2 separate regions of the Homo sapiens genome follow, and region 1 is linked to region 2. Evidence: chromatin loops called from intact Hi-C (ENCODE). Cell type or tissue: B cell. All regions are shown on one strand. Each heading gives the region's core, and the rest is flanking DNA. Links, peaks and the distances in the headings are about the cores only.

Evidence for each region. A loop is a pair of places that touch in the nucleus more often than their neighbours do. Peaks named below come from ENCODE experiments on the same cell type or tissue, not always from the same donor. Only the 100,000 strongest peaks of a DNase experiment are listed, where the experiment ranks them.
Region 1: it touches region 2 in a loop (2.4-fold over the local background); 8 of 110 quality-filtered maps call a loop at or near these places.

The regions. Positions count from the first base shown.
Region 1 is chr7:18,058,298-18,073,952 of GRCh38, reverse strand. No RefSeq gene overlaps it. Among named protein-coding and RNA genes, the nearest start is that of PRPS1L1, 38 kb to the right of the region's middle. In B cell, for the core only: CTCF peaks have their summits at 9,304 and 9,504 (motif pointing left); a DNase peak (open chromatin) is centred at 9,512.
Region 2 is chr7:18,288,104-18,303,758 of GRCh38, reverse strand. It overlaps a transcript of HDAC9 not described here. Among named protein-coding and RNA genes, the nearest start is that of MIR1302-6, 170 kb to the right of the region's middle. In B cell, for the core only: a CTCF peak has its summit at 7,504; a DNase peak (open chromatin) is centred at 7,558; H3K4me3 peaks cover 4,039 bases; H3K27ac peaks cover 4,559 bases.

The DNA.
Region 1 (15,655 bases), core at 5,103-13,102, 230 kb after region 2:
ATGGTCATTTATGAAATACCCTGAACTGCAATTAGTCATGTACAAATATGAAGCACCATTATCATGTGCATTGTTAGCAGGTCCTCAACAAAGTTTTTGAATTATGAAACAAACAAGAGCCTTTGCATATACATGTATGCTTTCAGGGTGAACTTAAAATATTCCTTTTCATATCTATTATTATAAATACTTTATGTTAAGCTGATCCGTGTACCCCAAATCTATAATCAGCTTACATTGCAAGAAAAGATTTTAAAATCTAGATATATATTTATATGTATATGCCTACATTTATACATGTAATATTAGTAGGTGAACTAAATAAAGCCCGTATCAGAAAATAACATAAATAAGTTTTATACCAATTAAGTTAGAGGAATAATGTGAGCAAATAAGTACTATTTATGGGCTGTTTTCAGTGGATTTGAACTAATCATTAGGTTATATTTCAGCTCTAATATAATATTACCTTATGACATAAAATATAAGTTCATGTTGCCTTGTGAAGTTGGAATGTTCAACCAGCTGGAAAATTTTATATCCCATATGAAAAAAATAACATACTAAATTTAGGATGCCTTTTTGAAGGGATCCATTTTTAGTCCTTTTAAGAGTTAGGGTTTGCTAAGCTATGAAATATCGAAATGGTGGCTCAATCAAATTAAGTTTTATTTATTTAATTTTAACGTAAGAAGTCTAAAGACAGGAAGCTGTTGATATTGATTTGTGGTTCAAGGATAGAAGGCCAAGGTTGATAATTTTTGTGGCCTTTTCTTTTTTTTTATTTTATTTATTTATTTATTTATTTATTTTTATTATACTTTAAGTTTTAGGGTACATGTGCACATTGTGCAGGTTAGTTACATATGTATACATGTGCCATGCTGGTGCGCTGCACCCACTAACTCGTCATCTAGCATTAGGTGTATCTCCCAATGCTATCCCTCCCCCCTCCCCCCACCCCACAACAGTCCCCAGAGTGTGATATTCCCCTTCCTGTGTCCGTGTGATCTCATTGTTCAATTCCACCTATGAGTGAGAATATGCGGTGTATGGTTTTTTGTTCTTGTGATAGTTTACTGAGAATGATGATTTCCAATTTCATCCATGTCCCTACAAAGGACATGAACTCATCATTTTTTATGGCTGCATAGTATTCCATGGTGTATATGTGCCACATTTTCTTAATCCGGTCTATCATTGTTGGACATTTGGGTTGGTTCCAAGTCTTTGCTATTGTGAATAATGCCGCAATAAACATACGTGTGCATGTGTCTTTATAGCAGCATGACTTATAGTCCTTTGGGTATATACCCAGTAATGGGATGGCTGGGTCAAATGGTATTTCCAGTTCTAGATCCCTGAGGAATCGCCACACTGACTTCGACAATGGTTGAACTAGTTTACAGTCCCACCAACAGTGTAAAAGTGTTCCTATTTCTCCACATCCTCTCCAGCACCTGTTGTTTCCTGACTTTTTAATGATTGCCATTCTAACTGGTGTGAGATGGTATCTCATTGTGGTTTTGATTTGCATTTCTCTGATGGTTTTGTGGCCTTTTCTTAATTAAATGGCGATTACAGGTTCAGCCATCAAACTAATTCCTAGACAGTAAGAAAAGACAAGAGGAAAATATAAAAGGGATAGTACACGCATCAGGAAAACAAGGGCTTTCCCAGAAGTTCAACATACTTCTGCCTAGTTCTCACTGGCCACAACTATGACACATCATCAATGCTGTCTGCAAGGAAGACTGGAAAAGAGAATTGTTTCTTAATTATTTATTTATTATGTATTTTCCCAGCCCCCATACTAGAGAAAGATAAGGGAAAGAGGGTTAGAATGGATGAGTGAATCAACTTATAATATCTTCCATAGTCCTTAAAGTTAAGTTTCCTAAAAAATGTTGTATTGACTGTAATAGGAAAATTTTGTTATCCAACGATTTTTGAAGAATGTGCTTTGTTACAGAATTTCATAGAGTTTCAGACGTTCATTTACATGATTTCAGTGACCATATCTAACCCATCTAGGTTTTACAAATGAGGAAGCTGAGATCCACAAATTCTAGCTGACTTGCCCAGTCCAGAATTAGTTATTCCGGAACCAAGAGCCCACTCTGATTTATCACACAGCTTCTGTGTTAGCATCCTCCTCCCAGTGTAACCCCTGTCCATTATGCCTTTTCTGTGTAAGTACTTTTAAAAAACAGTTTTAAAAAGAGAGAAGGAAAGAAAAGCGCGCGCCCCATACTCTAACTTATTTCCATCTTCTGAGCCAAAATTCCAAATACATAGCAAAGATGTCTCAATATATTGGTATGGTTTTGATTAATATGAAAAGACAGTTTTACATTATAACCCTCTTTTGCTGCTGCCCCCATTCTAAACCTTCTGCTGTTAACTTTGGAGTATTATTTCTGAACATTAAGAATACTGGAATGAACCTTCCTTTACTAAGGATAATTGTAACTGCCTATTCAGGAGTACAGTCTCATCTGTAACTCCTTGGAGCTGTCTGAGAAGACAGGATACATCCACAAAATAGTCTTAAGAAAATTCAAGCTTAGAAAAAAAGATTAATTTTGAGAGCAGTTAAAAAATATTTGTTTTACAATAGTTTTGATCATTAAAATCTTCAGTCATGTTCTGTTAAATATAATTGGAAAACAGAAATTTTTCTTAGAGTTTATTTTTTAAATTTTAATCTCTAGACTTTATTATGTAACAAGCTCTACTAGTTATTTATAAATTCCGAATTTTTATTTTCATGTAATTCAGGAACATTTAGAAGGCATTAAGTAGGCCGGGCATGGTGGCTCACGCCTATAATCCCAGAACTTTGGGAGGCCAAGGTGGGCGGATCACCCGAGGTTGGGAGTTTGAACCAGCCTGGCCAACATGGTGAAACCTCGTCTGTACTGAAAATACAAAAAAATTAGCTGGGCATGGTGGCGCATGCCTGTAATCCCAGCTACTTGGGTAGCTGAGGCAGGATAATTGCTTGAACCTGGGAGGCAGAGGTTGCAATGAGCCGAGATCGCACCATTGCACTCCAGCCTCGGCGACAAGAGCGAAACTCCATCTCAAAAAAAAAAGAAAGCGTTAAGTAAATTCTCATCATGTCATTGTCTTTTAAAAAAAATAATTCATTGTAATGTGGATTTGTGTAAAATATGTAAGCTTTATTTATTCTACGCTAAAGAACTCCAATAAACAGCTTTTAAATGGTCTCGGTCAGCAGGTAATTTTTAAAAGATAAAATACTAAGATTGTACAGCTACATTCACACAATTACCATGTTACTCTGAACAGAGTATCAAGAAATAAGACAATGGTGGAACAGAGCAGAGGATACCATGGACTTGACTTAAGGGTAGCATTGCTCAGAGGTTTTTTTTTGAGATGGAGTCTCACTCTGTCACCAGGCTGGAGTGCAGTGGCACATCTCGGCTCACTGCAATCTTGCTCAGAAGTCTTTTACTGGCCAAGTGGGCAAATTTGCTATGAAAGTAAAAACATGTCTTTACAGATATTTCTGTCATTAAAAAGTAAACATAAGCAAAGACCTGCAGATAGACAGTGAACAAGTAATAGTCTGACAATGAATTCTGATGGCATGAGGAATGTATTTGCTTTTTAAAAGTTATGCAAAATTACGAACACCCCCCCACACACACTTTAAAGGTTTATTTTATGTTCATGAAATTGGTCCTTGGCAGGTCCGCTATCAGTCTCTTCTACAATGTCTCTATTCCAAGGCCTAGGCACATAGAACATAGCTATCCTGAAAGTGCATTCTCATAATCGAGGAAACAAAGCTATGGTGGATGGGTGCACTGGCTCTAAAAGCTTCCAAATGAGAATTACATACATCTGCTCTGCTCATATTTCATTAGCAAAAGCAAATCATTTGGCCATGCCTAACTTCAGTGGAAAGAAGTATAATCGTCTCATGGGGAGGAAGTTCAAGTAGTATTGAACGTATTGTAATATTTATTAAGGATTTCCTATATACAAGGCACTAGACTAGGTGCTAGCACATAGATGATCTCATTTAATTTTTACAACCCTACGATTTGGGTACTGATAATTGTCACTGTTAAAGAAGAGGAAATTAAGACAGAATAAAGTTGACTAGTTAAATCTCACAGCTAATGAATGAATAATGAAGCCTAATTCAGACACAGACAGTCTGACTTTGGGGCCCAGCTCCTAACAAATTATACCGAAGTAGCAACACAAGGGTCTACTGCACAGTTTATTGAATGCAGAAGGCAAAAGATGCAATATTCAGAAATATGAGCAAAACAAAGGAAGCTCATAAGACTTGAGCACTAAGTCAGCAAATCTTGGTAATACAAATATTCAGTAAACTTGATTATTTGCAAAAGCAATCCAGACCTACCTTGCAACATCCATAATAGCACAGAAAGAGGCATTCCAGGGAAATGAGGCCAAGAAGGCCAATAAGGATACTGTCAAACAGATATTTATTGAAAAAGACCAAAGACTAAGACCCAAGAGGACTGAAAAAATTAACCAAGATGTGGATCCCCGGCCTTTCAGGGATCCCTGGTTAGGAAGAATTTGTGGTCAAAACTAAACTCATACTGAATGTTTCTTTACTTACAGGTGTCTATATTAAAATGTTATCTTAAATCTTAATTTAGTAATAGTTTTATTTATAATACATACTTGTGACATTCTCAAATAATGCCATTTTATCAAATCTAAAATTTAGTGGATATTGCTCCCAGCGAAAATAACAATCAGAACCATCCTAAACATGGTCATTGGTGTTGTGATCATCATCATCACCACAGCTAACATTTAATGAGAGTTCATAAGTATCATATGTTTCTCTCTATTTGCATTATCTCAATCAACCCAAATAATAACCCTGTGAGAAATGTACAATAATCAACATGAGGTAACTGAGGCTTAGAGGGATTAAGTAACTTGCCTAAGTTCACAGAACTGGTAAGACGTGAACCAAGATTAGACTCCAGGTGTGTCGGACTCTATGCTTTGGCTTTCACACTGGTGCTTAGGCAATTCCTTCCTTTGTTCACTCCCGAATGAGTTAAGAGAAGTAGGCAGGAGGATGTAGAATCAAGCCCAAACTGATACAATTACATGAAAGGTACATGGGATTAATCAATCAGTTTATTTTCCAAACCCAAAACTTTACTTTTCCCCCATTTTCACTCACATCCATCAAAATAGAAACAATATGATATTGATTATATTCTAGTGCAAATACATTGCCGTTAATTTTGTCACCTTAAGCAGGATAAGCTTACTGCTGTAGCTATAGAATCGTTGCTAGGGACAAGTGTGGACACACTAATATGTGAGCTGCTACCAGCATTTCCAGCTGCTCGAGTCTACTCTTTTCCTGCTCACCCAAATCAACCCAGTCCTCTTTCTCATTTGTCCTAACAGGCCCAGTTGCTGCTGCTGCTTCTTTCTCAAGCTATTCAACATAAAATTGTTCAGGTATGCAAGTGGAACTCAGTTATCCATAAACTTATTAAATAAAATGCTGCATATTTCTTTCAGTCCTATTATTCCTTGGTTCTAATCCTGGCCCTCTGATATACTAACAAAGGAGAAAGTTTTTAAAAATTAAAAATTAAGTTAGACTTTGAATATAAATCACATTCTACAGTAAACCACTTACCTTGAAAAGACAAGTAGATGTCTGAATGGATAAAGAAATGAACACAATATTGACTGAGCACATTATTAAATGTGTCAATTCATTTTAGATTCCAATCTTAACTGTTCATTTATGCTCAGCTCTTCATCATTTGTAGCTTTGTGTAATCAGTAATCAGTAAACGGGTCACATTTTCAGTTTAATTTCAATGTAGTTTCAGTTTCATGGTAATTGGGTCACATTTTGCAGTTTAAAGAGAATTATTTCATTCATTCTCTTCTCAGTCAGCCCAGATGGCTGACCTCTGCAGACTGCATCACCTGGCTTCCTTGCCTTTGGGCACCTGGTTGGGTTTGGCCAATGTGAGGCTCAGAAAGAGAGGTCACATATTATTTAGTACCACCACTCCCAGCTTTGTCTGCTGGGCCACAGCTTGGTAGTGACTGCATGCCTCTTCAGCTTGAAGTTTCCAGAGCTATGGCTCTTACAGGGTTTGTTAAATTGCCCTCACTTCTCAACTCTTCAGACCTAGGGATACTAAGGACTTGCTGCTATTGCTGCAAGAATACCAGAAGTACCCAGTTCCTAGGTACTTTATTACTTGTTGACTATTTTAAACCTTGCCTACACCTCTATACGTTGTCACTGAAGCCCTTTTTACACCTTTGATTACACCTTTGATTGTGCTATCTGTTTTTCTGCCTGGACTATTATATAGGCTAAAACCACCTGTAATAAGAATAAGTCTTTAAGTCAGTCAACCGCAAAATATTCTGACTGGGGCTACCATGTTGCTCTATCATCATCACTAGAATGAGATTGGATACCTGTTTTAAGGCACACCAGGCAGCTCACTAAAGCTTAAAATTCCAAGGTTTCCCGAGAATGCTGGATTTTCCCACCTAACTGCATTAAAGGTATCTAGGACATGCTTGTATTTATCCAAGCTTTAGTCTCACTGGCCAGGGAAGAATCACTTTGTGTGTGTGTGTGTGTGTGTGTGTGTGTGTGTGTGTGTCTGTTTCAACTTAATTATGAACATGTGTATCTTCAATGCATATATCTAATACAATAATAGTAGTATCAATATGACAGGTAGAGCATTGCAAGGAGATGGATCCTTCACTTAAAATAGGTAAATTGTGGACCAAAAAGGAATTTGTTTTTGAAGTACTTGTCACAGAAAAGCATTCTTTCCATTATAGTGTGTTATTAGGGGCCATGGTTGAAGAATCAATAATTCTATCAGTCTTCAAAAGAGAGTGTCAATACTCCCAATCAGGCAATTTTAGAATAGATGATCTGAGACCATAATTAGGCATTAGAAGAATTGGAAAAACAGAAAATTTCAGATTTGAGGATATCCACTACATATAAAGAGGAAAAAAATGTGCCCATAAGGTTATTTTATTAGCATGGTGGTTCTTATCAAATCTACTAAACAACAAAAAAAAATGAGCTTGTTCGGAAAAAATAGATCAAAATCATAAACAAAAGTGATCTTTAATGAGTTCAAAAGTAATCGGCAAAATTCAGATGATTCAATGAATGAGGACTAATCTCCTAACTCAGTAAGGAAAAGTTTAAATTAATTCTCTCAGTTTGGGACTGTATTTCCATATTATACCTCCAACCTTGGTATTTATTTGTATTTTTAAGGTAATGTCTGTATTTTACCTCTTATGGATGCATTTATTTTTATGCTTTAAAGAAAATGACTTTCTCTAGTTGAATCCAGAATATTGTAAATCCCCAGTACCATCAATAGCATCTTCCTACTCTTTTTAAAGAGATTTTGATCTTTTGTTCTTGAGCGAGAATGTTCTAGTGTCAGTTGAAAACCCTTGAAAAACATATTTCAGCAGCTATATTTTACAGGGTTTTACTTACTTCATAACAGTTGCATACTTTAGTGCTTTAAAAATCATTTTAGATTGGTAATATATTTCTTAAATATGTATCCTCTTCTCTCCACTGCCCCGGGGTTTGTTCAGACCTTTCCGTTTAATACTCAAAAATGAAGTGCTACTTTCCCTAACTCTTTGGCTGACTGGTAAGAAAGGCATATTTTGTCATCTTTAAATATGAAATGCATCCATAATTTTAAAAATATGTTACTTTATAGCCTCACAAAGACTGAAGTAAAAAATATAGGGCACAGGAGACATAAATTATGTTTTCTGAGAAAAGCTTACTGGGGAAAATATTCTTTTCTGCTTGTTTTTCTCACTTAGAAGTTTTAAAGGGATGAAGCAGCTATTTCCTCAGAAAGGAGTAGAGAATTATAGGACAACTGATAGGCTATCTTCACAAATCCTTATATTGAAATGCTATTTTAATATATTTCATATGGAATTATAGCAAATCCTCTTTTCTCCTATTTCAAATTGATTTAACCTCAATAGTAGCCAAAATATTAAGCTAAAACAGAATACTTTTGAAGACTAATTCCTATATTTCATCATTATGACTTTTCTTCAATTTTATTATAAACTTAGTGTCTATAATGGAAAAGTTTAACTGTTTGAGGGTACTCTATTTAAAACTTTGAGTTAAATGTAGTGGATTGAACATGTACTTATCTTAGCTTCCCCTAAAACCCCATTAAAATGACAGTGAAGATTTTTAAAAGCATAAATCCATGAAAATATAAAGAGTGAGAAAGAAGATGAGAACAGCACAATTTTAGAGGCTGGAAAACAAAACGGATGAACGTAACTGACTTAGAAGCCAAGAGAAAGCTAAAATCAGAAGTTAGTCAACCCACAACTCATGAGTCAGAAGTAACGGGTACCTGTAAAAGTGGAATCGCAAAGGGGCAAGAGTTGAAATAATGGAAGGAAACCCTGGACAATGTTTCACATTTCAAGTTCTCAGTAGCCACATGCAGCTAGTAGCTATGGTATCAGACAGTGCTGAGTTATATATACTGGCTCTGGGAATTTTCATTCGCCTTTAGGAGATGACATAATAGTGGATCGCTGAATGGCTAGGGAAAGTGATGAGACATATATGCCCATTACATTGGTAACAAGACCACATGGTGAGCTGACTTGAAGTGTCAGACCCCACTTGGCACTGTCCAGTTGATGCCCAGACTTTAGGAATTTGATTAATATGCCCTGGCATGGAATGAGTATGATCCTAGAAATCTTGTAGTTTGAGGATAGCATTCTCTTAAAAGAGAAGAAAAAGGTTCATTCTGGATATTTGAAAAATGAGATGCTTAAGAGGGCAGAATTTGAACATAAAGAACATAATAAAGGCTGGGCATGGTGGCTTACACCTGTAATCTCAGCACTTTGGGAGACTAAGATGGGCTGATTGCCCGGGAGTTTGAGACCAGCCTGGACAACATGGTGAAACCCATCTTTACAAAAAAATAAAAATAAAAAAAACAAAATACAAAAAACAAAAATTAGCCAGGTGTGGTGGTATGTGCCTATAGTCCCAGCTACTCGGGAGTCTGAGGTGGGAGGATAGCTTGAGCCAGGGGAGGTCGAGACTGCAGTGAGCCAAGATCACGCCCCTGCTCTCCGGCCTAGGTGACGAGAGACTCTGTCTCAAACAAAACAAAACATACACACAAACAAATGACGTAATAATAAAGACCCAGGATGTGTTCATGAGGGTCCCCCAATGAGAGGTTTACCATTTTGTGCTTCTGCCCTTTACACTATGTGTTCAATCACATTTGGTTGTAATAACTTCTGTTGCCTGCAATGCTTCAGTAAGTCTGATATATCCTTGTAGCTTGGTGTGGGTGATATTGTAGGAGAATAAAGGCTTAGGACAGAAAGGGAATGATGCCTACCTATCATAGAGAGCTGTACAGAGCCTCCTGCTGGGAAAAGGCAGTATTGCAGAGTTCCCAGAAATGACCAGCCACAAAGAGAGGGATTGAGGCAGAGAGAGAAGATGAGCTTTTGGTGAAGTCACAACAAGGCCTCAGCTGACCCCATGGGGAGCTCTGAAGCTGGGACAGTCCTTCCAGATGTCCTGAGTTGGAGTGAGGGAGCTGAGCCACTTTTATCCTTAGTTCAACCAATTAGATGCAGGCTGGCCATAGAAGGGGGCATGAATTTGGACAAAAAGACTCCCTTCCACAGATGACATTTCATCCCATCAGCTGAGAGAAGAAGACCCTCAGTTCTGAATGGAAGATTTGGACAGCAGAGTACAGCATCCACGAAAGTGGAGAATACTGGTATATGGAAAAGTGTTAAAATTTAAAAAATACAGATTATATTCAGTTATCCAGTGATACAGATTTATATGGCAGGGGAAGAGAGTTTGAAAATAATTATATTAACATGAATAAGAAATTGAATGGTAAAAATGAGTATAAAGATTGTGAAGATATCAAACTTTTCTTGGCATTTTATATTCCTCTGTATGGAAATTATGACCAAATAAAAATAATACCTTTTTATCCAATGTTGTAGTCTTTATCCAGACGTGAGAAAAAATGTGTATTGATTTGGAAAGTCCCCTCTCCAATACCCAGTCTCTGTCTCTCTCCCTCTTTCTGTTTCTCTTTTTCCGTCTCTTAAACACACATATGCACATATACTCTTTTAAAGAGACCTGCTTTGTTTGGCAGACACTTGGATGAGAAGTGTGTTGACATGGATGATTGGCTGCTTAAAAGACAAATGAATTAGAGTAGAAGTTGCTAAACTGCTTTGTGAGAAAAGTAGATTCGGTTAAATACAGGGAAAGGTGGAGGGTAAGCAAACCTGAAACTAGAAATGAATCGTTTGGGTGGTAAGGAAGTTTCTTTGAGATAGTAGGGGATCCGGGGAAGAGAATGGAGGTGACTGCTGGTGGCCCAAGAGGAACTTTGGTGGGGGAAGAACAAAGAAGGAAATTTTTATTACATTTTATCTGTGTAGTATGCAATGTCAACTTTCTCATCTCTCAAACCACAAAATCTGCAATGCATTCTTCATTATTCACCAATACATTATGGAGTTGAATATTTTCTGTTCTGCTTCATTTTGTTTTATTTTGAGCTGCAACAAGTGTGAGTACTGTCTTCTAGTGGCCTTAAGGTTAGAGGGCTTAGACTGCTCACTGGTAACCAGCTGCACTTGGCAACAAATGTATTTATAGCCAAGGTGATGGTAAAACTGGAAGCTGAAAATAGAGAAAATGCCTGTGTTTTACATTATCATTAGACCAACTTCAAGTATGTCAAAACACCTAAAAATCAATCTATTTGCACCATCACCATGAGAAAATACAACTGTATTAGAACTGAGAATTTGATCTGGTGAGTACACCAATCTTATCACTTTAAATACCATATATACGTGGATGACTTCCAAATGTATATCCTAGCCTAGATCTCTCCCTTCATTCCACGTTCTGTGTCTGCTACCAGACAAGTCTGCTGAGATGCCCAAACCTGGCATCTAATTTTCCATCTGCAATAAAGTTCCACTTAACAATTATTTCCCTCAGTTAATAATTAACTCTAAGCTTCCATCTACTCATGCCAATAATTTGGATTCATGTTTGACTGCTCTCTTTCTCTCACAAGTGATATCCAATCCATTAGCAAATCTTATTAGCTTTACCTTCACGAAATATCCAGAATCTGACCACATCTCTCCACCTCCACCATTCACTCTCTAACCATCATTACCTGGATCGTTGCAACATCCTCTTAACTGGTCTCTCTGCTTCCAAGCTTACTCCACAGCTTATTCTCAACACAGAAGCCAACACAAATAAAAGCCACAGACTTAGCAATGGCCTACAAAATCCCTAGATGATCAATTGCCCCACTGACTTCTCTGCGCTCATGTCTTATAGCTGTCTTTCATTTTCCACGGGTCTGACTGTCCCTTGAACATGCCAGACACACTGCTTCCCAGACCATTTGCGCCTGCTGCTTCTTTTGCAGGAATGCCCTTCTCCCAAATATATGCAAACACATCCCTTTTAAAACATTAGTATTTACTCACAAGTCACATATTTAAATTTACAAACCAGCACCCCCCATTCTGTCACTCCTTATTCCCTTCCCTGCTTATTTCTATGGTACCAATCTCCACCGATGTACTGCATTTTTTACTTATTTATTGGAATACTATATGTCTTCACTCCATTCCCACTAGAGGCAAACTCAACAAAGACAGAGATTTTTATCCTGTTCAGTATTGTATCCCTAAGTGCCTAGAATCATGCTTGGCACATAGTAGGCATGCAATAAAATTAACTTAATAATGAATTTAACAAATTAATTTTACACTAGGAATGTTTGAGAATGTTAATGCCTTCATCTTGATTTTTCTTTTGAGAATTTTATCATGTTTCAATCTACGTATCTTTTCATTGATGCTTTACAAATAGGAGAGTTTCATTTGGCGATTTCACTTTCTAGTATTTTTTTAAATCCAGTCTGCTCAGGTTTGCTGTTATGAGGCAGATTACCTGCTGAGCATAATTTTACTGTGAGTATATGCAGGAGGCAATACAAGAGATGCTTATGATACAAAACCCCAAATCCCAACCCCTCTCTTTCAGTTCATTCCTTGTGGAAAACACAAAGTTGCATATAACGTTTCTAACAAAATGCAATCATCTGGGGAAGGTAGAGTGGAAAAATAAGTGGATGGCTTGAAAGAAAAACACTGGAAGTTGCAATTTGCCTTTCATAAATTCACACAGTAAGAAATTCACCTGAAAATGGAAATTCTAAAACAACTAGAAAAAATATATGATGTTACAAACCAAATCTTTGTTTTTCTATCTCTTCTTTTGTGCAAGTGGCTTCCATTTTCTGTGATTTCATCCCCCAGAAGGGACTGTCTGCATTGGTAAATACACTCCTGGGACCCATCTATCCTTCCATCCCCATCAATTGGGAACACTTAGTGACTGTCCACTGCTCATACAAGATACTGTGATGCATTTTTTAAAAATTTTTTTAGTATACTTTAAGTTCTGGGGTACATGTGCAGAACGTGCAGGTTTGTTACATAGGTATACTCGTGCCATGGTCATTTGCTGCACCCATCAACCCGTCATCTACATTAGGTATTTCTCCTAATGCTATCCCTCCCCTGAACTAGACAATGCCTTCCTTAATCTTTTTAGTTTTTCCAGTTGGAATGGGGAACATTGGAAAGACAACAATATCTCGTGAATTCACACTCCACTAAAGCTGAATTTGTGATAAAGAAGGCCAGACTAATGTTTATGCTATCTCTAAAGAAAGTCTTTGTTTTTGCTTTTTGTTATTGTTGGGTTGTTTTGTTTTGTTTTTTCCTTTTTAGACAGAGTTTTGCTCTTTCACCCAGGCTGGAGTGAAGTGGCGTAATCTCAGCTCACTGCAACCTCCGCCCTCCAAGCTATTCTCCTGCCTCAGCCTCCTGAGTAGCTGGGATTATAGGTGCCCACCACCACACCCGGCTGATTTTTTTTTTTTTTTTTTTTTTTTTTAGTAGAGAAGGGGTTTCGCCATGTTGGCTAGGCTGGTCTTGAACTCCTGACCTCAGATGATCCACCAGCCTTGGCCTCCCAAAGTGCTAGGATTACAGGTGTGAGCCACTGCACCCAGCCAAGAAAGTCTTTGTTAAGTAGATGAACACTTTCACAAAATTTTATGAAAACTCTTTCAACTATTTTAGGCCACTACTTTCAAGTACCTTTAAGCATTTAAGAACACTCACTTAAACATGGCTCACTGTTATGCTATTTAGAAATAATTTTTATCTATTTACTAAAAGCAAGTCAGTAAAATACATCTAAGTCAACTTTTCCTTCAGACCCAGTTATGGTGTCTTCTTTAAAAGAGGAAAAATTGTAATTATTTTCAAATATCATATCAAGACATCAAAAATTTAGTTGGGGTTTTTAATGCTAAATATAAATTGAATGCTTTTTAAAATACTTGTAACAAATTTTAAAACATTCTTGTAACTAACTTATATAGAAATACATACAAGTGCTCTGTAGGCAGTGGGAGAATGGCAAAATGAAAGAAAGAAAGAAGAAAGAAGGAAAGAGAAAGAAAGAAAGAAAGGAGGAAAGAGGGAAGGAAGGAAGGAAGGAAAAAGGAAAGAGGGAGAGAAGGAAGAAGAGAAAAAAAAATCATAAATTTAGAGTTAATGACCATATGCTTTATCATTATATGTGAGGTAACTGAAACCAACTATGTTATAACTATAGACTACACAGCTGTACAATCAAAGCCACCTGTGAACTGGTCCTGTCTTATTTAATTCATTCTCCAAATAAAAATATTTTGTGTACTTATTTGGTAGTATTATAAATTTTCCCAAGATGAAGACCATGCAATTTGCATATTTTGTATCCCCAGTGAGTATATTGATCTGGACATGGCACATACTTAGGACTTATCATCCAAGAAAAGCAATAGACTAGGAGTCAGAAGTTTTACTCCTAAATCTTCTACTTAAAATTTTTGGTCAACAGCATAGTATAGGTGTTTAAGAGCTCTAGATCTCCATCCTTGGGTTCATATTCTGCTTCCTTCTCTTACTAGCTCAATAAGCATGTCATGATCTCCCTGCCTTAATTTTTTCATCTGTAAAATGGGGGCATAAGAGTTGTAAATACTTTATAGGTTTTTGCAAAGATTACATGATTGCTGGCCTGGAAAGCTCTTGGTACTATGCCTGGTACAAAGTAAATGCTCTATAAATGTTAGTGCCAACTTTTACTGCCATTGTTGTTATGAATGTGATGTGTATATGTAACTCACTCAACGTCTCAGTGTTTAGTTTCTTCGTGTACTTTGTGAAGGTACACATCTGCCCTCCATTCAAGCCAGTAATGTCACCAAGGCTCATGGAAGCAGGCTGGGCCCAATCTGAGCTGGAAGAAGTGTCTGCACACTCAGTCAAGTGGTAACACAAAGAAGGGAACAGTCAGTTGTTGCCCCGGAAACCGAACATGGAGATAGACCCATGCTAGAAGAGCAGAGCAAAATAGCAGCTGATACAAGGAGAGTATAAAATGACCCAGTCAAAGTGTGGTGAGTTATGGGTAATTAGTTCAAGGCTGAGAAAGGAGCTAATCCTCAGGTTATTGAGTGTTCACTCTGGGGCTGTGTGGGTTTGGGACCTGTTTTTAAAGCTGAAGGTAGAAGGAGACAGCAAGTAGGATGCCTGAATCTCCAATTTTGCCTGCTCTACACCTCACTATCCAACCTTTCCTGCATTCCCTTGCTGCTTCTTAGCTGCTGACTGCTTATTTTGTTCTGCCTCCTTCATTCTTGGTGCATGAACCAGTTTGCCTTAGCCTTCAATTCTTTAGCTATGCTAATCTCCCAGTTATGCTAATCTCCTCCTCATCTTGGCTAATTCATTGACAACGATCAGGAACACACTTGTCCAGGCTGCAACCGTCTTCTACACAGGACCCAGAAAATTGTATAAAATCAATGAACATTATAAAATTAATTTTTAAAAGCATTTTATTTTACATTCTGGATACATGTGCAGGATGTGCAGGTTTGTTACATAGGTAAACTTGTGCCATGGTGGTTTGCTGCACCTATCAACCCATCACCTAGTCATTAAGCCCTGCATGCATTAGTTATTTTTCCTGATGCACTCCCTCCCCCTGGCCCCATCCCTGACAGGCCCCAGTGTGTGTTTTTTCCCCTCCCTGTGTCCATGTGTTCTCATTGTTCAGCTCCCACTAATAAATGACAACGTGCAGTGTTTGGTTTTCTGTTCCTGTATTAGTTTGCTGAGAGTAACAGCTTCCAGCTCCATCCATGTCCCTGCAAAGGACATGATCCCATTCCTTTTTATGGCTTCATAGTATTCCATTATGTATATGTACCACATTTTCTTTATCCGGTCTATCATTGATGGGCATTTGGGTGGATTCCATGTCTTTGCTATTGTGAATAGTGCTGCAATGAACATACACATGCATGTATCTTTATAACAGAATGATTTATATTCTTTTGGGTATATATGCAGTAATGGGATTGCTGGATCAAAT
Region 2 (15,655 bases), core at 3,282-11,281:
CCAAATCACTCACATTCTATTCATAAGAACTCAGCCACATGGCCACACCTATCTCAAATGGGAACTGGAAGTCATAGTGCCTAGCTGGCCAGCCACGTGCTTAGGCACTGTTTCCATGGAAAAAGAAGGAATGAAATTTGGTAGTCAGCTAATAATCTTACCATGGACTCCAGCACCTATGCTTTTCAACGTAAATGTAAGAGTCTCATTCCGGCCGGGCGCGGTGGTTCAAGCCTTTAATCCCAGCACTTTGGGAGCCCGAGGTGGGCAGATCACAAGGTCAGGATATCGAGACCATCCTGGCTAACACGGTGAAACCCCATCTCTACTAAAAACACACACACACACACACACACACACACACACACACACACACACACACAAATTGGCTGGGCGTGGCGGTGGGTGCCTGTAGTCCCAGCCACTCGGAAGGCTGAGGCAGGAACCCGGGAGGCGGAGCTTGCAGTGAGCCGAGATCGCGCCACTAAACTCCTGCCTGGGCGACAGAGCAAGACTCCGTCTCAAAAAAAAAAGAGTCTTATTCCATAACTACCCATTTGCCATCTCTGAAAACTTAATAGCTTTATGCTAGTGACTTGACCATAATACAGGTGGGGTGAATTTACTATACACTTAATCTTTATATTAACTGGTGTTCTACCCTTTCTATGAAAAACTATCAATATTTTAATGGCTTCTTTATGCTACTGCATCCAGTAAAATCATGTTTTTAGGAAAAGTCATAAAAAAAAACAATTGACAAACAACACTTTATATTATATATTATATATGTACAAAATAAGACCTGAAGGAAAAAGTTACTTAACTGAGATGATTAACTATTGTTAACTAGTAATTCAACCAGTTAAAGAACTCTGGAAAAAGAAGATCACAGAAATAATATTTGTTTAATATCTGTCAGTATCCTAAGTGCCTAAAGTCACTCAAATGACTACTGAGCACTCCCTAGGCCCCAAACACTGTACTATAGACTAGACACTGTCTATGCCTTCTAGAAGGTTTGTTTCTAGCTTTACAGAATGACTTCATCATACAATTCCTACTGCCTTACAGACTAGACATTTAGATGAAGAAACTGAAACAAATGAAGGCAAAGTCAATTTGTTCACGTCTTCTAGAAAGTAGGTTCAAACTTTACATAAATTTTTTCCTTTTAGTTTACTACCACCTCACAAAGAAGGCATTATGGATGAAGAAACTGAGACTTGGAAAGGTAAAGTTAGTTTGCAAATATCACTGAGGTAGCTAATAATATGCTTATGTAAAAATCCAGATCTTCCTGGCTCCAAGACTAACGCCCTTCTTTGACACCTCAACCCTCATATCCAGCCACACCATACACAATAACAATGTCTTCACCAAAGGATAACATTGCATACTTCGTATCATCATCTGGATTCCTTCCCATTTTCTGACTGAGATGATGCATATAAACTACATATGCCAAGTAAGTCCCCTTCAGAACCACAATTAGAGAACTAAGCATATGGGCATATGTCACAAGTGTCAATTAAGTGTGTAAGATTACTAGCACTGACCCAAGAGTGCAAACAAACAAGTAGACTGGAATTATTATTAATCACATGTACATTTTCTACTTAATTGCTGTATGACTTGCACCCTTAAACTCTTCAATTTTCACTTAAGGAAATCACCAACTGATGGTAAGGCTGCTGTTCTTAACACCTGAGTATTTTAAATTTTTAAGAACCACACATATGACTTCAAAAGCAGTAGAGTCATTGAACATTTAAATCATTTAAATAAATTACTTGGTCAAATGCATATGCACAAAAATAAATAGATCTGAAGATTTATACAAGATCCATTTTCTTGAATTCTATGGTGATTTAGAGGGAATATAGAAAACACAGGTGTATTAAGACTTCATTATCTGAGAACATCTAATTAACAAGACAGACCTTTATCCACTGCATCATTCATTCATTCTCATTATTAAACATGAGTGTCTGGTGGGAGAAATGGGAAGCGAAGAAGCTGGCACTTCTCATTTGAGGGCAGATTTATTTTGATCTCTTGGTCTCTGTAGCAAGAGCTACAAAAAATATAACTGATTTTTTCTATACACATGCTTATTGTACATTTTTATATATGTAAATTCATACATTCAAATGCAGTAGGAGTCAAAGTTTTCATCTCCATTTCTGCATTTAAATACTTAGATAGTAATAAGAAAGAAAGTATTATGCTATCTACTATCCCAGTGGGACAGTAAATGAAACCTAAATAAGTCTCTGGAATAAAACAGAGGATTAAATCACTTTATGCAATAAAAAAAAATCTATAATGTATCTAGATTGCTTTTTCCTCTAATTATTTTCAGGTTAAGGTTAAAAAACACGACAACAATGTCCTGCTCTATCATAAAATGCAACTTCAACTACCATATTTAAATTAATTTGCTCCATCTGAGAATACAGACATTCTATCTTTAAATCACTTAGTCAATAGCTTCTGATATTATGACCTTAAAGTATTATTCTGATGCTTATATTGAGAAGCGAGAAGTTTCAATTGAGCAATTTAACTTGAGGGAATATTATTTTTTAAATAATTTCACACAAAATGAGTATAATAAGGTCATCAAAATACATTTGCAATAAACCTTTTATTTATAAAATTGCATTGCGGGAAAAAAAAACAGTGTTTTCATCCAGAGAAAAAAATGTTTGCATTTCTTAACTTCAGTTTTGAAGAAACAAATTAATTTCTTTAACTCAACTTAATAATTCTTTATTTGACAGGAGTTTTCTCAGCATGATTCATGAGGAATAGTGTGAGCTCTCCCTTATTATACTGTATTAACTAGAATCCATGACTTTAGGGGTTTCAACTGCCATTTCATAACCTTTAATACAATAATTATATTTTTCCTAGAAGTATTTTTTGTCAATTACATATACAAAATCATCTTTGTCTTCTAGAATATATGCAAAATTTATTTTCTAGCAAGCACAGACAAAATACGGCTTTGCTAGTTTTAATATAACCGGTCTGTTTATGTGGAATGGTGTGTGGTATATAGTTCAAGAACTTTAATGTTACATTTATTAAGATCTTTACTTATATTTAACTGGGAAGATAATTGCAAACTGAAAAACTAAGTCAATCTGTTCTTGTAGTATGTCTTAATTTTATTGTGATAAAAATAATGTCTACATATAATTAACATATTGTTAAACTGCTTTTTTTTTTTACTTATATGCAGAGACTAGGCATTATTCAAAATTTTTTAGTGGCTTATACAACCTGCTTTTAAAATGTCCTTCACTTCATTGTTTCTTCATGAAGGTATTGATAAGTCAAAGAAAACCTGACATGTATAGAAGAAAGCCTTCCACCAGGAGTGGAACCAATTAAAAACGGATCTTAACCCCTGTCATTCCTTGGAAAAGTCAGTATATCTAGAGCAGGAGCGTCCAATCTTTTGGCTTCTCTGGGCCACGGACTGGAAGAACTGTCTTGGGCCACACATAAAATGCACTAACACTAATGATAGCCGATGAGCTAAAAAAAAAAAAAAAATTTGCAAAAAAATCTCATAATGTTTTAGGAAAGTTTACAAATTTGTGTTGGGCTGCATTCAAAGCCACCCTGGGCTGCACATGGCCCGCAGGCCACAGGTTGGACAAGCTTGATCTAGAGAGAGGCTGCTGTAAGGGGAGGAAGACCTGAATTTTAGGGTGGTGGTATCTGAGTTCCTGGGAAAGTCACTTAATGTCTCTTAGGACCTCAACTGCTTCATTAACAAAAGGAGATAATAAAGAATATCTTGCTTGTCATGACAGTCTCTTGAGAAGCCTTCAAAATTTAACATCTTTGACTAAAATACGTAGCTCCCTGGAATCAAGAAGAGGAACAGTGCTTGCTTGCTAAGATGAAGGTGGATTGGTAGCCTTTTCTCCGCACTGCTTCAGATCTACATTGCAGAGCCCCTGAATGACTAATTCTGGAGATTTTCCTTTACCCCTCCGCCAATCATACTTTTCAACCAAGTTAGAATTTGTTCCTGCCTTCTTGAGCCAGCACCAACCTGTTTTACAAATGGCATCAAGCCATGCATTTCATTCAATGATAACCTTTCTTTCTCTAACCTCTCAAGGTGAACTAAACCTTTTTTTCCTGACTGTAAAAAATCAAATTATGTCACCTCATTTCAAGGAAAAGATCAGTAATGGCAGCCAGACCCAAAACACCATTTGTATGCAAAGAGAGTTAAACTGCTGGAAAAGTACCCTCGCCAGTAAAGTGTGGTATCATTAAACACAGACTAAATTTGAAGCAGAAGTGCTAGGAAAAAAAATATATCTTGAAATGTGATAGGGTCCATTACGCTTCTTGATGAGATTACTTGTCTCTCCAATACATTACCCAAAGGCGCTTACAAAACAAGGAATATATTACGTTGGAATTATCAGAACTTTTCTAAGTAGGTCAAATTTTGAAGCAAAAAATACTTCAAATTTTATGCAGTGTTGCAAAAAAAAAAAAAAAAATCTTAAGAGTTGTACAGCCAAGGTGCTAATCACTTTTTAAAATAAATTTTTAAAAAAATCTTACTCTTGCATAAACATTAAATGTACCACTTTACAATGCAGAGTCCTACACCTGAGGTTATTTACTGTCATCTTAATTCATTTTTCAACAATAAACTGAATTTTTATTATATAAATATCTTTATTCATTTGGAAACTCAAGAATAGTTGGGCTCCAAAATAAGTTTAAAATCTAACTCATCATTTTGAATCTAACAGATACAATCCTAACTATAAATACAGAACACTTTCCCTCCTACTTACTGGGTTTTCGTTCACGGTGTTGTTACAAAATCACAAAATGCTGATATGAAACTTTTAATAAAATTTCAGTTTTCCTATAGGTAAATTCATAATAACAGCTTTACTATTTGTTTTTATAACTTTTTATATGGGATATTTAAACCAACTCACAGCTATAGCTATATGACTAAGAGTGTCCTATGTAGCAACACTGTCACATAAAAATTGACTTAAGAACAGTCAATTCAAATACAAGCTAAACAAAGAAAGTTCATTGACTGGAAAGTAAAAACTTTTGAAAATTATCTCAAGTAAGAATTGATGAGTTCATGTCCTTTGTAGGGACATGGATGAAATTGGAAATCATCATTCTCAGTAAACTATCATAAGAACAAAAAACCAAACACCGCATATTCTCACTCATAGGTGGGAATTGAACAATGAGATCACATGGACACAGGAAGGGGAATATCACACTCTGGGGACTGTGGTGGGGTGGGGAGCGGGGAGGGATAGCATTGGAAGATATACCTAATGCTAGATGACGAGTTACTGGGTGTAGCGCACCAGCATGGCACATGTACACATATGTAACTAACCTGCACAATGTGCACATGTACCCTAAAACTTAAAGTATAATAAAAAAAAAAAAAAAAAACATAAAAATGTAGGTCTTACATTTCTAATGTTATGTTTATAAAGGTTAGATAAATATGGATCAGAAAAGTACTTGTGAAAATAAATAATAACAATATCACCCTGTTTAGCTTACCTCTGCCATGCTACCATTGAGCACCACTTTAGGTTCAGGCAGTGAAACCCCCAGTGAAGAAGCCATCTGGGAGTGAATATATTAGGCCAATCATAGTGTATTGTGAATTACTGGAAATAATACAGACTTGACACATTAGCATTAGTAAGTAGCAGGACTCTGAGAAAAACGAATTTAGAGCTGTAACATTTAAATGGCCTGTGAGAGAAGAAAGGGCAGAGTGAAATCCCCCAGGCACAGGCCTTAGGCAGGATGGAACGTCATTAAGGCTAAAAAGCATAGAACATTTTTGCAATGATTTGACACATTATCCAGACCAACTTCTTATTGTGAAGATGAAGAAATGTAGGACCAAAGAAACTAACAAAAAGGAGAATGGCAGCCCTAGAAACAAACTTTGTTGATGTCACATTTTTACCTAGCACTGACATTTACTGTGCCACTGGTGGTTCTTCTGATGACTAAACTCCTTTGGATCAGGACTAAAAACTGTGCCAAGTCTTACAAGAATTCCAAGCCAAACCATAACATCCTATTTACTGTCACAAGAATCTAACCTAGTTTAGAATGTTATTGTAGCATTCAAACATTTAACATGTTGTTAAAATTCCACTATGTATTTATGTATCCCCAAACAAGGTATGAAATTTGAGTTTTTAAATGTCTATGCCTGTAGGATGGATTGGCAAGGAGAGCAGTCAGAAAAATAAAACAAACTCAACAGCTATCTGAGAAATGCAGACACATGGACCAAAGAATTGGTGCAAAATTCTTTGGTCCACTCCGTTTAATGGCAAAAACCACAATTACTTTTGTGCCAGCCTAATAATCCCCTACCATAACATATATTGTAAAGACAGCCCGAGGAAGCCTATACGTGGACATAAAACAGTTTTTAATTAAAAGTTTTTTAAATAAAAAAGTTTTTAAATAAAAATAAGCAAAAGCCACAGCAAAAGCTTATAATGTGTTTTAAATACCACCATTAGCTATGGGCATTCCCTAAGCTTTTTGTCCCCAGGTTTCTTCCTTTCATGTGGCTTCAACTCGTACCTACACGGAAGTTTCTCAAATCTTCACCTCCAGCTCTACTGCTCAACAATGACGTCTCTAAGTCTCTATCTTGAATTGCCCAGACAGAGCAAGCTCTCAGATGTCCTGCTTCCATGGCAAGTACAAGTCTAGACAATAAACATGGCACTTCAATCTTCCTGAAAGAAGGCACCGCATACAAAGTCTGTCTCAGCCTGTGTGCTTCTTGTCCCCTGCCTCCTTCTGTGATTCTGTTCATAAAACCTCCATTCTAACACTGTGTTTAAACCACTGTCATCTTGACCTTAGGCTCCCCCTTTCTCCACAGAGGCAGACAGTCACAGAAATGTCTACTTCTTTCTAATGGTGCCACTGCCCCCGCGCTTGGTGCCAAGCCTCAAAGCCATGTGTCTGCATTTCTCAAATAGCCATTGAGTTTGTTTTATTTTTTCCATGGCTCTCCTTTCCAATCCATCCTACAGGCATAGACATTTTAAAAACTAATTTCATACTTCGTTTGGGGATACATACATATGTAGTAGAATTTTAACACAAGGAAACAAGAAACAAAATATTTAGAATTGTGTTTCTCCTTGGCCAAGAGGGGAATTCACAAAGGAGGTTTTATTGATAATGGTTAAATTCCATATCCTGCGTTAGTTATAGGTATCTAAGAGTTTATTATAGTTACACACACACACACACACACAAATATGAGCTATATGAATTATGTTATAATCAAGAGAAAATAAAATTTATTATTTTTAAAGACGTAGATCTTTACAGGTTTAAAGAAAATTAATCTATTAAATGTTTAAAGTATGTTTTAATACTGAAACTTCTCTAAAATGCACTTCAGCATAGGAACTAACTTTGCATAAGGAAGCCAGTTCTGCTGTAAGAAGTCTAACATGCACTGGGTGGAGCACTGTCCTCTATTTTTAACCACATAAATAAATTCTATTGAAAATTCTGCAGAGGTAATTCACGTGAGTACACAATACTTTTATTTATTCACGTTGTTTTTTACAAAGAAGTTTCAAGATAAAAACCAAATTCAAAGATCACTTACTACACAAACCTACTGGTAGACCATGAAAAAAAGGCAGTAAAGGATCTCCCACTCTCCTGCAGAAAAATTCTAGTGAAGATCTACTATTGCCAAGGCACTGAGCAGGTCTGCATTAGTCTATGTCAAGGTTTCTCAGCCATTGACATTTGGGGCCAAATAATTCTTTGTTGTGGGGGGTTGTCTGGTGCATTATAGGATATTCAGCAGCATCCCTGGCCTCTTCCCCCTAGATGCTGCCCCCTACATTACCTGCTGCCAGCTGTAATAATCAAAAATATCTCTAGACATTGCCAAATGTGCTCTGGGGTACCAAACTGCCCCCGGTTGAGAACTACTGGTCTACGCAAATGGTTCCCTCAGCAATGGTACCTGGTAATCTTGATATTGGGAATACACAAGAAGAAAGTGCTGATTTCAAGTACTTTTGCACTTCCAAGGAAGTAAGTTTAGACCAGCATAGTTTATTACTGCTTCCTTGTATACCATACAGTTATGTAAAGATAGAAGTAAGATAATTTCTAAATATACTGCCACTTGGGAAAATAATATGTCTCTTTTATTGTCTTCATATATTTATTCAATTAGTCAACAGTAAAACTGATTAGTCAGTATGTTAAAATGCAATGCAATTTTAAAGAAATTATATTTTCTGCCTGTTTACTTTATGTCAATGAGCTCCATGATACCAATTCCATGGTATTTTTTGATTATTTATTAGCTCCTTAGCATTTGACATGGATAATCACTCCTTTCTCCTGAATATGCTATTTTCTTTTGTTTTCCTTAAAAACTACAACTTTCTTGTTTTCCCTTTTCTCTGACCATGACTTATCCACCTCCTTTACTGGCTGCTTCTCCTCTGTCTTCTAAATTTTGGAATTTCCAGTGGTTAAGTACTGGGCCCTCAGCTTTTCTCACTTCATCCCATCTCTCTGAGTGATCACATCTATTTCCATGGCTTCAGTTAACATCTACATGACATCTTATGCCTACTTGACATCTTCCCTTGAATGTTTCAAAAGCATGTAAATTGAGAAGTCCAAGCCTGCTTTTTCCAATTTGCCCATCTTCACACAAGACGTCTCACTAGACCCAGTTGCTAAACACCATAGGATCATAATTGATGCTCCCCAATGACATCCAATTGTTTACCAAGTCCTATTAATTATACAGTATTTCTCACTCTGTCCACTGCCCCTACACCCCTGACACTGTTTAATCCAAGTGGCCATCATTTTTGGACTAAGCTATTGAAATAGTTTTCTAACCTATTTCCATGTGTCTACTCTTGCTCTTCACGAATCTATTCTCCACTCTGCAACTAGTTTAAAAATATTATTCAGGTCATGCAACTCCCCGTGTAAACCTTTCAATCACTTCTGATTGCACTTGCACAACATGCAGCTGCATAACATGACCTACTAGGCCCAGCACGATCTGGATTCTGCCAGTACCTCTAAGCAACTTCCCCACTTTTTACATGTTTCAGCCATGCTGACCTTTACTCTCTTTCTCAAAGAGGCAAAACTATTTTCCATTTTGTCATATCCAGTTCCCTGTGACTAGAAGCATCTATGCCATTCAGGTTGTTTAAAGTTAACTTCATTTGAGAAACTATCCTTGATCCCCCAAAGACTATAGGATACGCTATATAAATACTTAACATGTATCACATGTTAAATTAATACAACACCCCTAGCAGCTCAGTATCATTTTACAGGTGAAGAAACCACGGAATAAGAACATTAGTTAAATACCCAAAACCAGAGGGTAATGGGCTTTGAACCATGATTCTCTAATCCCAGGGTCTGGGATTATCCATACACACACACCCTCTCTCCCAATGTAGACAGTACAATGTAGTTAGAATATATTTTGTGAACTATAGCATCACTTATTTCATACAACTCTTTTTCACCCCAAACCTGTGAATTTTCTGAGGGCACAAACTGTGATTATTGATTTCTGGATCTCCAGCAGGAGATGCTAAGCAATTGTGAATAAATGGACAAAAGAACAAATGAAGACAGAATTCATCTCAAGGGAAAACAATGCTTTATCTATTCAAGACTTTTAATACATTTTATTATTAAAATTTAAATTGATTATTAAGTTAATAATTAAATCAAGCATTTAAATCAAGCACTAATGTTTATTGATTTTTAAAACTTATTAAATGTTTACATTTAATAATAGCAGTGACATAATGCATTGACAAATGTTAAAGATCAGGATAGAAAACAATCTGTAAACATGAAGGCACTAGTACGCAGTAATCCCGTGGGTGACCAACCCCACCAGAAATTACATTACTGCACAAAGAAGTGGACACTGACAAGCTAAATGGCACTCTGAATCTGTCTCTAATGACAGACAAATACAGAAATTTCCGACCCTAAACCATGCTTTACAGGTTGTGAATATGTTCTTATGAGATGAAGACATTAGAGACAAAAAGAAAAAGAAAAAAACCAAGATGATGGAACAATTCTGGAAGATGGTTTGCAGTGGCCAGTACTAAAGAGCTGCTCTGCTTTCTCAAAGGTTTAAGAATCTAAGAATGCCCGGTGTGTGATGTTCCCCTTCCTGTGTCCATGTGTTCTCATTGTTCAATTCCCACCTATCAGTGAGAATATGCGGTGTTTGGTTTTTTGTCCTTGCGATAGTTTGCTGAGAATGATGGGTTCCATATATAACAAACCTGCACGTTGTGCACATGTACCCTTAAACTTAAAGTATAATAAAAAAAAAAAAGAATCTAAGAATGTGACATAACAGTGACCCTTCCCACTTCACTCCCCCCAACACTGGCAGCTGCAATTCCCTTTATCCTTTTCTTTTTCTGCAAAAAGATCATATGATTTCAAATCTCTTCCAATATTTTTATAGGTAAAGCTTGGCTGATTCTGTCAAGATGACAAAAGTACTGTAGCCAACGAAGGAAAAATGAACGATTGCAAATTGTATCAGATTGCCTGATAAAAGGCAAGTCAATCATTTATGTCTGATGTTTGCATTTTTAGCTCTAAATTTTAGACCATGTCCCCTTGAGTGAAGAAAAAAAAAAATTTAAAACACCATTACTCTATTGGAGGGGAAAAAAAACTCCAAAGTTGTGAAATTAACCTCTCTCTTCATTCACACATTCAGTTCTATTTTTGCAGTTGTACCCGTAATGTAAAAGATAAAGCACTTCAAGTCAATTCCAGGTTTCTAAAATGTCTGACTGTGCATGTCCCAGTTCTCTTCAGCACCTCCCAGAAGATTCAGCCAATTTTTATTTCTGCAGCGCATCAATGTTTATCATTTGTTTTACAACAGCACTCCATGTTCTCAAAAACTGACTTAGATATATTTCACCCTCCTCTACAAAAACTCAAGAGAGACAAATGGCCTTAAAAACAAAATCCACCACTGAAGCATGGTTAATTTACTAAAAGAGCATTTCTTTTTTTTTACCTGTCAGTTCAATATTTACTTTTTACAGCGGTAACTCCACACCATCCCCACCCGCCTCTGTATTTGTCAAAATTTATGACAAATTTCCAGCTTGTAATTAGGCATTCTGAAAATACACTGTGGGAAAACTATTACTAGAGAAAAGGTTTTCCATTCAGCTTGCTTTATAGGAATACTGACGACTTTCATCTTCAGGAAGCCTAAGAGCAAAACCACGGATGCATTTCGAGTGCACATGTTTGAACAAACCTATTTCTTGTGGACAAACGCTCTAAGAAGTCAGACAGACTTGGAACAAAATCCTGGCTGTCCCTTATGAGCTGGGTAAGTAGCTTAGCTTCTCTGCACCTTAGTTTCCTTTTCTATAAAATGAAGATATTAATATTAAGTATTATATAGGGATATAGGGAGGATTAAATAAGAAAACCACATAGCACAGTGCCAGGTGCATTGTAAATGCTCAATAAATGACAGCCATTACTATAGTATAGAAAAAAAATAGCTTAGGGAAGGTCCTCACCATCCATTTGTTGCCATCCTCAGAATTTCACCATTCTCATTAGCAATGAAAAAAGTATCTGAGCAACTTGCAGCCCTGGAAGACCTCTACATCAGAGATGGATGCATAAGAGCTCAGATATGAGGCAGCCTCTAAGGCCCAACAGTGTTGCCTAAACCCAACTGCAGCGCCCCTCCAAACAGACATTAGAGGAGTCCATGAAGCCCATGACAGGGTCTTTTCCATTAGATCTACTCCTTGCTCTGTGAGCTTAGACCAATCTCTACTCCCTCATCCTCAAAGTGAGAGGGTGGGCAAGACAACCTCAGATAACTTTTGTTTGTAGAGAGAATTAATTCAGAGCTGGTGGGGGAAAGCAAGAGCAAGGAGTTTTCCCAGGGTGCAAAAGCAAGCAAGATATCTCAATGGAGACTTTTCCTAGCCTGGCATTATAAAATAATCAGGAGAAAAGCAATGGTCAGAAGACAGCCCAATATGCTCAGATACAACCTTTGGCTTTCTGCTTGGACAAATCACAACCCTACCATCACTCTAATAATTTTGACCAACAGTTGTAGGGCTAACAAACAGTGAGCACTCTATGTTCCCAGCAATTTTCTGAGTCTTGGCATGCACTGGTTCATCATCCCTCATGCTCAGGAGATCAGTGCTATTGTATTCATTTTTAGGTGAGGAAACTGAGACACAGAAAGGTTAAGAAATTTTCTTAAGGATACTGGATTGTGACAGAACCAAATTTGACCCCAAACAGTTTGGCTCCAGAGACTACAGTCTTAATATCTACTATCCTCTACTCCTGCTCCCACTGGTAAAACAACCAGTGGAAACTCACTTGTGCTTTCTATGACTCATAATTCAATTTTATGTAATAATATTTCTCTAAACTTTATATTGCTGAGCTGGTATGAGCCTTTAGGAAACTTTAGGCCTCTTTTATTTAATGTTCACAATAGGCATATTTCAAAATGCTGCAATTCAACTAGATTGAAGGAGGGAGTGTACCACAGAGGTGTGGATTACACAACCTGGGCTCTGAAGTCATAGCTGTTGAAGCTATGTGATAGATGCATGGGAAATCTCTATACTATTCACTCTATTTTTGCTTGTGTTTGAAATTTTTGATAATCAAGGAGTTAAAAGCAACAAACATTTTCAACCACAAAGAAGACAACAGAAGACTAAGCTGTTTCAGGATCTAGGCGGACATTCAGCTTCAGTAGATAATGCCCCTGCTGACAATTCCGGGCTAAATTTCAAAAAATCAGAGTACAGGAACTTATTCATCAATATTTTTCCTAATTCAAGAACCCTCTCCCCAAAATACTTTAGTCTTGTCTATCTGAAATAATAAAGGCATTCTCAGAGTTGAATTTTTTGCTCAATGTAATTTTTGTTGTTGTTGTTGCTACTGTTACTGATTGGAAAACCTTTTGCTTCCCTCCGCATGACAAGTTTATCTTTCCACAGCCTACAAGTTATTAAAGACGATTTGCAGAGTCAGACTTAAAAACATCTACCCCACTATCTTTTTCACAGTTCTCTTAAAAGATTAAAATAAAGAAACTTACCCGTTTTGTTGTGCATTCCCTCTTTGCCAAAGTGTGCTGTGGTTTCGCAAACTAGCTCAGTCCTTCTGAACTTTTCTGTATCCGTTATAATATTAAAGAGCCACAAGGAAGGGAAGTGGTTAGTCAACTTGCTAATTTTATCAGTCCCTCCCACTGGTTAAATAGTACCTGATGCTACAGATGCAATATCAGTTTTCCCAACTCATTGCCCTGCTACTGAACGACTTTATAAAGACTGCATAACTTGGGGGCAAAGACAGTTACTATAGCTGGTATGCAGGCATGAGAGAGTTAATGAATGAACATTTTATTACTATTAATAAGAAGCCTAATAGACTACAGAAACCAGCAATTCAACAGAATGAGGAGGAGGAGGAGGAGAAGGAAAGAGAATGTTTGTCAGCTCCATACTCTAAGTATACTCAATTTGGGTAGGAAGGGGAGTGATTTTTTAATGCAATCAGAGGACGTGTGGGAAGTGGCTGGTGTTTCATTTGTTGATAAATGATTCTGCCCTGGAATGGATCCAATTTACCGGATATAGAAACTTCCACAACTGGGGGCCCTGGCTCTGACGACTTTCTTTCTCTGAAGCTTACTAATTAAAACACAGGGCAAAGTACCAAATGTGTCCCTCTGAATGAGGGAAAATTAGACATCCTCTGAAGAAGCAGCTATGAATTGTTTCTTAGATGGAAAGGCCTGCGGTGAATGAGAGGAAAAAGAAGAGGCTGAGACCGATTTTAATGAAATAAAATGATTTTGCTGTTTCAATCCCACTCCAAAAGATTTCAACATATAAAACACTGTCACTCCAGAACCCTAGATGATGCAATTTTCTGAGCTACTTAAATGGGTGCATTTGAATTAAATCTGGAGTACTCACTTTGAAGTGCCTTTCCCACCATATCTAAGGATTGTGGCATTAGAAAAAAAAAGTCTGAAAACCAAATCATCCTGAAGCCTCACTAGCTCTTGCTTTTGATTGGCTAGGAAAATGTTTCTTCAAAGAAATTCTAATTTTTAAAATATATTTACATGTGGTAATAGTTTCACAAAAAGAGTTAAATTTGGTAAGCTGAGGCAGGTTGAGGAAACTAGCAATTCTGTCATTGATACCCTTCTTAGTATACCCCCAATGCAGTGATACTTAGCTTATAAAATAAAGAAAGGAAAAACTTTGAAGACTTATTGAATTTATTTTCCACCTCCTAAGTCTCTTTTATAATTAGATCTAAGAAAATGAAAATCTAAGTACTACACTGAAGGGAAATACAAGCAATGCCTTGCTCTGAGATCTCTCCAATAGTTTCTCTTGAAGAACAAAAACTGCACAATTCTAAGCCCCCAAGGTCATATTTTTATATTTGGTCTGAGTTTAAGGTGAGAACAAACACCTGAAATCAATACTTCATAGTCATGACTCTGGCTTTAGTCCCTCTCACTTACATCTGTGGCTTTTGCATCTTCAGGAAAGAAAGAAGAAAAGACACAGTTCTAGAAGAAAAAGAAGAGGGGGAAGTGAAAAAGAAAGGGAGAGAACTTTGCTTCATTGTCCCCTTCTCCAAAACTCTTAACAGCTTCCCCAAGCATCTAGGTTTGGTGGCACCTCCTCGGCTTCATCCACAGGCCTTCCTCATCCATTCAAACACACCTACTTGCCCCTCTCTGAAATCCTGGAGCATATTTCATCATCCTCTCAGTCTAGGCATAACTTATTTCTATGTAATGTCTTTCTAGAAGCCTGTAAGCCTCTTTAGGACCAATGTATATTCTCGATGGTCACCTAGAGCATTAAGCTGCTCAAGCACAAAGCTTCACTTTTAAAAACAAGTATTTTGTAATGCCGCTTTTACTAACCTAACACAAAGCTCATAGTTTATACAAACAACCTCTATACATAATATTCTTTTTAATCATAAAGTGCTCCAGGCATGAACATAACTTACATATTGAGGAAGTCATCTGATGCCTGCCCTACTACCAACAAGTAAATATGAATTAAAGAGAAGTAATAAGCAGCCAGTACTTTTTCAAGAAGAGTAAGAAAGTGAAAGACTGGAGGGTTGAGTGGTTACATGGACATTAGGCTAAAATTTAGTATTAGAATAAGAAACAATAAAGCAGGCTTACAGGCAAGTGATAAAAGGAAAATAAGAGTAACTGAAGTCTAGATAACATGCCAAGGCAAATTATAGATGGTAAAAGTAAAGAACACACAAAGAAGAATTAATATTCTCTCATAAGATCTGATATTTATTTCTTATTCATAAAAAATGTTAAAGGAGTGTTAATTTTGCTTTTTGTTGTATTGAACAAGGGTGCTACAAATGAGCACTGATGGAGCTGCACTGTGTTGGTTATTCAAATACCATGAGCCACCTTGTTGTCAGCAACATGGTTTTCCAAATG